Linked DNA regions of Homo sapiens: region 1 is linked to region 2. A link is a loop called in an ENCODE intact Hi-C map of the cell type or tissue named here. Cell type or tissue: IMR-90. All regions are shown on one strand. Links, peaks and the distances in the headings refer to the core of each region. The heading gives the core; the rest is flanking DNA.

Region 1 (4,382 bases), core at 191-4,190, 230 kb before region 2:
GAGGCAGGAGTGTCTCTTGAACCCAGGAGGTGGAGGTTGCAGTGAGCCAAGATTGTGCCACTGCACTCCAGCCTGGGCGACCAAAAAAAAAAAAAAAATCCATCTGTAGCTTTTAATTCGCCCCTGGTCCTGCCATAAATCACTGGCCGCTAGATGGAAGCTCATATCCATCCATAGTCATCAACAGACATCATGATCACACAAAATAGTCAATGTTCTGAAAAATACCCTGACTCACCCACTCAGCTGGGACTCAAGAGCTTCAGGTTTTGTTTTGTTTGTTTTTGTTTTGCTTTGTTTTGAGACGGAGTCTCACTGTCGCCCAGGCTGGAATGCAGTGATGCAATCTCCGCTCACTGCAAGCTCCACCTCCCAGGTTCACGCCATTCTCCTGCCTCAGCCTCCTGAATAGCTGGGACTACAGGCGCCTGCCACCACGCCCGGCTAATTTTTGTATTTTTAGTAGAGACGGGGTTTCACCATGTTAGCCAGGATGGTCTCGATCTCCTGACCTCATGATCCGCCCGACTCAGCCTCCCAAAGTGCTGTGATTACAGGCGTGAGCCACCATGCCCGGCCTATCTTCACTTTATTAAAAAAGAAAACGAGTGAGGATTACAGCCCCAAATGGACATTTTTTCCTGGGTGCTATGAAAAGGAACAATGGAAAGGAAAGGGAATATTTGTCTTCTTTTGTTTTATTGGGTCGTGTTTGTTTGTTTGTTTGTTTGTTTGTTTGACAGGGTCTCGCTCTGTCGCCCAGGCTAGAGTGCAGTGGTGCCATCATAGCTCACTGCAGCCTCCACCTCCTGGGCTCAAGCGATCCTCCAGCCTCAGCCTCTTGAGTAGCTGGGACTACAGGCACATGCCACAACACCCGGCTAATTTTTCCTTTTTTTTTTTTTTGTTTTTTTGTTTTTTTGTTTTGTTTTGTGACAGAGTCTCGCTCTGTCTCCCAGGCTGGAGTACAGTGGTGCAATCGCGGCTCACTGAAACCTCTGCCTCCCGGGTTCAGGCAATTCTCCTGCCTCAGGCTGTCGAGTAGCTGGGATTACAGGCACCCGCCACCACGCCCAGCTAATTTTTATATTTTTAGTAGAGATGGGGTTTGATCACGTTGGCCAGGCTGGTTTCAAACTCCCGACCTGAAGTGATCCACCTGCCTCGGCCTCCCAAAGTGCTGAGATTACAGGCATGAGCCACCATGCCCAGCCTATTTTTTTCTTTTAATTAGTTTTTGTAGATGCAGTGCTCTCACTATGTTGCCCAGGCTGGTCTCAAACTCCTGGGCTCAAGCAGTCCTCCTGCCTTGGTCTCCCAAAGTGCTGGGATTACAGGCATGATACACTGTACCCGGCCCTTTTCTCATTACTAATGTGTCTGTGTTGGCCCCCAACCCTACACTCTCTCTCTTAAATCCTCAAAACAGCCTAGTGACATCGGTGCTATTATAAGCCCCCTTTGATAGTTGAGGAAACTAAGGCACAGAAGTCAGGCGTGGTTTGCTCACACCTGTAGTCCCAACTACTTAGGAGGCTGAGGTGAGAGGATCACTTGAGCTCAAGAGGTGGAGACCAGCCTGGTCAACATAGCAAGATAACATCTGTAAAAAAAAAAAAAAAAAAAAAAAAAAAAAGTAAATTTAAAAAGAAAGAAACCAAGGCACAGAAAGTCACTGGCCAGGAAGCACTGCAGGTCGTGTGTGCAGCCCTGCGGGGAGGGCAGCTGAGACCTGATTTTTCCTTCCTTCTCCCGTCCCCGCAGAGTGCAAGGATGTGAACAAGGTCGCCTACTGCCCCCTGGTGCTCAAATTTCAGTTCTGCAGCCGAGCCTACTTCCGCCAGATGTGCTGCAAAACCTGCCATGGCCACTAGGGGGCGCGCGGCACCCGGAGCCACAGCTGGCGGGGTCTCCGCCGCCAGCCCTGCAGCGGGCCGGCCAGAGGGGGCCCCGGGGGGGCGGGAACTGGGAGGGAAGGGTGAGACGGAGCCGGAAGTTATTTATTGGGAACCCCTGCAGGGCCCTGGCTGGGGGGATGGAGAGGGGCTGGCTATCCCCCCAGAGCCCCTCTTCAGCATCCGCCCCTTCCAGTTCACATAGTGAGACCCCCCCTCCAGGGTGGGTCTGGGGAGGGGACAGCTGTTCACCCCAGCACCCTTTGAACCCACCCTTAGGGAGTCCCCAACACTCCCCCCCTCCTTTGATCGGAATATGTACTGTGAAGAGTAGGGGTGGGGAGGTGGTCTGCCGGTGCCCTGCCCCCCAGCACTGCCCTACCCCTCCACTCCGAGCTGGGGGGGAATCTGTGTCTGCTATGGGAGGGGGGGGGGTAGCACCACCTCCCTGACACCCTCCCCTGACCTGACTAGGGGGAGGATCCACCCCAACCTCTGCCCTGCCCGCCCCAGGGGCACCCCGACATCCAGGCCACCCCCTCATGGTGCTACAGACCCTGCCCTGGGGCCCACACACTCCTGCCAGGAAGCCCTACATCAATAAAGTTCTGTCTTGTGTAGATTTCTACGAATTGCGGTGTGTGTGTGTCAGTGCATCCAGTAGCCCCCACCCAGGTCTGGAAAGGACCACCCATTCTCCCAGGTCTACCCAACAGCCAAAAGGGGACTTCTTTTTTTTTTTTCCTGAGACGGTCCCTGTCGCCCAGCTATGCCTATCATAGCTCACTGCAGCCTTGATCTCCTGGACTCAAGTGATCCTCCCACTTCCACCTTCTGAATAGCTGGGACTACAGGCGTGCACGACCACACCCAGCTGATTTATTTATTTTTTTTTTTTATTTTTTTTTTTTTTTGAGACGGAGTCTTGCACTGTTGCCCAGGCTGGAGTGCAGTGGCACGATCTCGGCTCACTGCAAGCTCCGCCTCCTGGGTTCATGCCATTCTCGCCTCAGCCTCCCGAGTAGCTGGCACTACAGGCGCCCGCCAACATGCCCAGCTAATTTTTTGTACTTTTTTAGTAGAGACGGGGTTTCACCGTGTTAGCCAGGATGGTCTCGATCTCCTGACCTCGTGATCTGCCCGCCTCGGCCTCCCAGAGTGCTGGGATTACAGGCATGGGCCACCGTGCCCAGCCAGAAGGGGACTTTTAACATTGCAGACAGGAACCCAGGGATTTTAGGAGAAAAGTACAACAGCTTCTCGTGGAAGGGTTTTGCTTTTTTGTTTTTGTTTTTTGAGACAGGGTCTCACTCTGTAGCCCAGGCTGGAGTTCAGTGGCACGATCTCAGCTCACTGCAGCCTTGAACTCCTGGGCTTAAACGATTCTCCTGCCTACCCTGCCAAGTAACTGAGATTATAGGTGCAACAGCACACCTAGCTGATTTTTTAATTTTTTGTAGAGACGAGGTCTTGCTATGTTGCCCAAGCTGGTCTGGAACTCCTGGGCTCAAGCGATCCTCCCACCTCAGCCTCCCAAAGTTCTGGGATTACAGGCATCAGCCACCATGCCTGGCCCTCACAGAGGCTCTTAAAGCCACACGGTCTAGCACCTGCCACCCTGGCCATCACACTCTCCGTCACTCCGCATGCTCCAGCCACACCAGCCTCCCCGAACTTCCTCAATTGCCCTATGGTTTTCCCATATCTGGGCCTTTGCTTGAGCGCTTAGCATGGCCAGGTGCACGCTCCTGCCCCTTTACCTTTTTTAACTCCAGCTTACTCGCCGGTGTCAGCACAAACGTTGCCTCTTCCTAGAAGCCTCCCCTGATGGCCCCCAACAAAGTGGGGTCCTCTTACCCATTCATATTCACTCTTGAGTGCCTGGAGACATTGCTGAGAATTGCATGCCCCAAGCCCGTCAATTCTGCAAACTCGCTCAGGAGATTCCAGCAGAGACGGGCTCCTTCCCAGCTGTGGCCACTAGGGGCGCTGCATATTAACATCTTCAAGGGGGATGCGGGTTTATCGCCCTGGACCAAAGATAGATCTGAACATGGGTCCCCCAGGGTCTCCCAGGGTCGGGTCCTGCCTCGGCCACCTCCTTGCTGGGTGGTGTGGGGAAGTAACAACCTATTAGAACTGCCATTTCCTCACATGTCAAGAGGAGCCTCAGGTGGTTGGCTGGTGTCCCAAAGACCAGCTCATAGGCTGACACGTACCTGGGCCAGGCTCTGCTGGGGGGACCCACGTTCCCATTTTACAATGAGAAAAGGGAGTAACTAAGTCATCCAGGAAGTAGCCAAACTGGAGGCTGTTAAATCTAGATGTGACATCCAAAGTCAGGGACCTTTCAGATGCACCTGCTTCCCAGTACCCTCCACTTCTGCACACAAACACGTGTGACTTCTGAGGGTCATCTAAAGAGGGAGGTTGGGCCAGGCGTGGTGGCTTATGCCTGTAATCCCAGCACTTTGGGAGGCCGAGTTG
Region 2 (4,382 bases), core at 66-4,065:
ATCTGAGACAGGGTCGTTGTTATGTTGCCGAGGCTGGTCTCAAATCTGGACTCAAGCAATCTTCCTGCCTCAGCCTACTGAGTAACTGGGAATACAGGTGCATTCGCTATACCAGGCAGGGCACTGGCATTTTTTGAGACACGGTCTCACTTTGTCACCAAGGCTGGAGTGCAGCAGTGAGATCACAGCTCACTGCAGCCTCAACCTCCTGGGCTCAAGTGATCCTCCCACCTCAGCCTCCTGAGTAGCTGGGACAACAGGCATAAGCCACTATGCCTGGCCAAACACTGATATTTTCGAGATGTACACACCGGTTTTTTGTAGCACGTCCTCCATTTTGCATTTGTCTGATGCAGATGTTTCTTCCCCTTAAGGTGCCTGTTATGTATTTTTGGCAGTGATGTTGTGTCCTTCTCAGTGTATGATATCAGGAGGCACATGATATCTGTTTGCTCATTGGCACCATGAATGGTGCTAAGATTTAACTACATAAGTTGAATCCTAGATGGTCAATGCTGCAATGGGGTAAGCACACAGGCCTAGAAGAGTATAGAAAAGATGTCAATCCCATTAGGTAAGGATTCCTGGAGCAGGGGTCCTAAGACTGAGAGATGCTTGACAGAGTCCTAGACAAAGTGTACAGGAAATAGATGACTCAGGTTCAAGGAAGAGCATGAAAAATTCTCTCTGGCTTGAGACATGCAGGATTCTTCTCAGACAAGCCCACAAGGTTGTTAGGACTATGTAATGGCACATCGTGTCCAGTGACTGGCCTCTACCGCCCCCAGCAACTAACCACAGTCTTCCTGCCACACTGTACTCACATCCAGGTCACCAAGAAAGGTCAGCCCAAGAGCAGGACCTCAAACACTCAGGGCAGAAAGGATGACTCAGAATCTGGGCTGGTGCTCAGAAGGGAACGGGGTTGCCTTTCCACCCTCCCCTATTAGCTTTTCCCCATAATTCCTTCCAGTCTGGGAACTTGTACATTGCAGGGCAGACAGCTATGAAGTCACTAAGGAAATAATAACTGTAGCAGCGTACATTTATTTAGTGCCACCTTTACACCATCAGACACTTGTGTAATCCATTTTATCTCAACCTCAAGTCGGTCCCTGAAAGGAGATAAATTGAGCTTCTGAGACCTTTAGGAATTTGGACAAAGTCACACAGCTCAGAAGGGTCAAGATTTGAACCTAGGCCAGGCGTGGTGGCTCATGTCTGTAATTCCAGCAATTTGGGAGGCTGAGGTGGGCAGATTACCTGAGATCAGGAGTTTGAGACCAGCCAGGCCAACCTGGTGAAAACTTCTCTCTACTAAAAATACAAAATATTAGCTGGGCATGGTGGTGAGTGCTACCTCCCAGCTACTTGGGAGGCGGAGGCAGGAGAATCGCTCTAACCTAGGAGGCAGAGGCTGCAGTGAGCCAAGATCGCACAACTGCACTCCAGCCTGGGTGACAAAGCCAGAATCCATCTCAAAAAAAGAGATAAAAAAAAAGATTTGAACCTAGTTCTCTTTAGTTCCAAACCATTGAATCTCTCTTTCTGTCTTTTAAGACGGTGGCGGGGGAGGGCACGTGGGGTGGTGGTGGGATGTCTTGCTGTGTTGCCAAGGCTGGATTGGAACTACTGGGCCCAAGAAATCCTCCCATCTCAGCCTGCTCACTAGCTGGAATTAACGGTGCCCAAAACCGTGACCTCTTTTATTTTATTTTTCATTTAATTTTGTTGTTGTTTTGTTTTTGAGACGGAGTCTCACTCTGTCGCCCAGGCTGGAGTGCAGTGGCACTATCTCGGCTCACTGCAAGCTCCACCTCCTGGGTTCATGCCATTCGCCTGCCTCAGCCTCCCGAGTAGCTGGGATTACAGGTGCCCGCCACCAGGCCCAGCTAATTTTTTGTATTTTTAGTAGAGATGGGGTTTCACCGTGTTAGCCAGGATGGTCTTGATCTCCTGATCTCATGATCCGCCCGCCTCGGCCTCCCAAAGTGCTGGGATTACAGGCGTGAGCCACCGTACCTGGCCTATTTTTAAAGCTTGTCATTGTTTTGTAATTTACGATTTATTTATTTATTTATTTGAGACAGCGTCTTGTTCTGTCACCCAGGCTGGAGTGCAGTGGGGCGATCTCGACTTACTACTACCTATGCCTCCCAGCTTCAGGGGGTTCTTATGCCTCAGCCTCCTGAGTAGCTGGGATTACAGCTGCTGGCCACCATGCCCGGCTAATTTTTGTATTTCTAGCAGAGACTGGGTTTCACCATGTTGATCTTGAACTCCTGATCTCCAGTGATCCACCCGCCTCGGCCTTCCAAAGTGTTGGGATTACAGGCGTGAGCCATCGCGCCCAGCCTATTTTTATTTTTGGGAAATTATTTTTACAACAATAAGAAAAAGCTAGAGATAGATTCCCCCACTACCCCCCACCCCGAAAATTCCTTCTCTGTATATACCCGGTTTGACAACCGCGGCCCCGGGGGGTTTACCCTAGATAGCAGCGCCCTCTGGTGGTGAACTCGAGAGCAGCTGTTCTGGCCGCTCAGACGCGCTCCTTTCCCGCTGATCCCAGGCGCCTGAGAGGAAGTTCAAGGCCTCCTGGCGGCTGCCCGCCCGCTGTGGGAGGCTCGAGAAGACTGAGTAAATCAAGGGGGAAGTGGAGATGATGACGACGATGATGATTTTTGAGACAGAGTCTCGCTCTGTCGCCCAGGCTGGAGTACAGTGGCGCGATCTCGGCTCACTGCAACCTACACCTCCCGGGTTCAGGGGATTCTCCTGCCTTGGCCTCCCAAGTAGCTGGGACTACAGGCGCACGCCACCACACCCGACTAACTTTTGTATTTGTAGTAGAGATGAGGTTTCACCATGTTGGCCAGGCTGGTCTCAAACTCCTGACTTCAAGTGATCCACCCGCTTCAGCCTCCCAAATTGCTGGGATTATAGGCGTGAGCCACTGCACCCCGGTTGAGACAGTCTTGCTCTTGGCCCAGGCTGCAGTGCAGTGGCGTGATCATAGCTTACTGTAGCCTCAAATTCCTGGGCTCAATCAATTCTGCCATCTCAGCATCCTGAGTAGCTGGGACTACGGGAACATGCTACCATCCCCAGCTAATTTTTAAAAATGTCTGCTGGGTGCAGTGGCTCATGCCTGTAATCCCAGCACTTTGGGAGGTCGAGGCGGGTGGATTACGAGGTCAGCAGATGGAGACCATCCTGGCTAATGCGGTGAAACCCCATCTCTACTAAAAATACAAAAAATTAGCCAGGCATGGTGGCAGGTGCCTGTAATCCCAGCTACTAGGGAGGCTGAGGCAGGGGAATTGCTTGAACCCTGGAGGCGGAGCTTGCAGTGAGCCGAGATTGCGCCACTGCACTCCAGCCTGGGCGACAGAGCAAGACTCTGTCTCAAAAATAAATAAATAAATTTTCTAGAGACAGGGTCTTGCTTTGTTGCCCAGGCTGGTCTCAAACTCTCAGCCTCAAGCAATTCTCCTGTCTTAGCCTCTCGAGGCACTAGGATTACAGGCATGCACACCACAACTGGCCAATGCTGTCTTTTGAAGCTCCTGACTGGGGCCAATTAGCTCTCATGTCAGGGGTGTCAATGTTCTGAGACAGGCCGGGCACAATGGCTCACGCCTGTAATCCCAGCATTTTGGGAGGCAGAGGTGGGCGGATCACCTGAGGTCAGGAATTTGAGACCAGCCTCGCCAACATGGTGAAACCCTGTCTCTACTAAAAATACAAACAATTAGCTGGGCTGATAGCAGGTGCCTGTAATCCCAGCTACTGGAGAGACTGAGGCTGAAGAATTGCTTGAATTCGGGAGGCGGAGCTTGCAGTGAGCTGAGATCGCGCCACTGTACTCCAGCCTTGGCGACAGAGCGAGACTGTCTCAAAAAAAAAAAAAAAAAAAAAAAAAAAACTGTTCAGAGACAGGCGCAGTCTCTCTGGGCAGTTAAGCATTCCAGATGGGGGCAGGGGTGCCTTGGAGTTTCCAGGAGGCCCCTAAAATGGCAAAGGAGCTGAAAGTGGCTCCCAAGGGGTTCAATGTATTCTGGAGTGCCCGGGAACCTCCTCCCTCTCTCTTTTCTTTTCTGACTCAAGCCTCAGCCTGGGACAGGGTGGGAGAGAGAAGGGTCACATTTTCTACCATGAACACCCAGGGTATTAGGAATGTGGGGGAGGAGGGAAGTTGTTTAAGAGGTCTAAGAGCATCTTCCTCACCCACGCAAGCAAAATTCCTTTTCTTTCTTTCTTTCTCTTTCCTTCTTTCTTTCTTTCTCTTTCTTTCTTTCTATTTCCGTCCCTCCCTCTCTCTCTTTCTTTCTTTTCTCCCCTCTTTCTCTCTTTCTTCCTTCCATCCTTCCCTCCCTCCC

What was found. Peaks named below come from ENCODE experiments on the same cell type or tissue, not always from the same donor. Only the 100,000 strongest peaks of a DNase experiment are listed, where the experiment ranks them.
Region 1: a loop joins it to region 2, with 8 times the contacts of the local background. A loop is called at or near these places in 48 of 110 quality-filtered maps.

Annotation. Positions count from the first base shown.
Region 1 is chr19:8,578,385-8,582,766 of GRCh38, reverse strand. ADAMTS10 (ADAM metallopeptidase with thrombospondin type 1 motif 10) reads left to right here. Exons shown (of 26, transcript NM_030957.4): 26 at 1,765-2,527. The coding sequence ends at 1,874. Among named protein-coding and RNA genes, the nearest start is that of MYO1F, 3.1 kb to the right of the region's middle. RefSeq lists silencers at 1,938-1,987, 3,799-3,993. In IMR-90, for the core only: CTCF peaks have their summits at 1,839 (motif pointing right) and 3,868; DNase peaks (open chromatin) are centred at 246 and 1,796.
Region 2 is chr19:8,352,260-8,356,641 of GRCh38, reverse strand. No RefSeq gene overlaps it. Among named protein-coding and RNA genes, the nearest start is that of ANGPTL4, 9.7 kb to the left of the region's middle. RefSeq lists an enhancer at 2,434-2,513. In IMR-90, for the core only: a CTCF peak has its summit at 2,525 (motif pointing left); a DNase peak (open chromatin) is centred at 811; H3K4me3 peaks cover 156 bases; H3K27ac peaks cover 428 bases.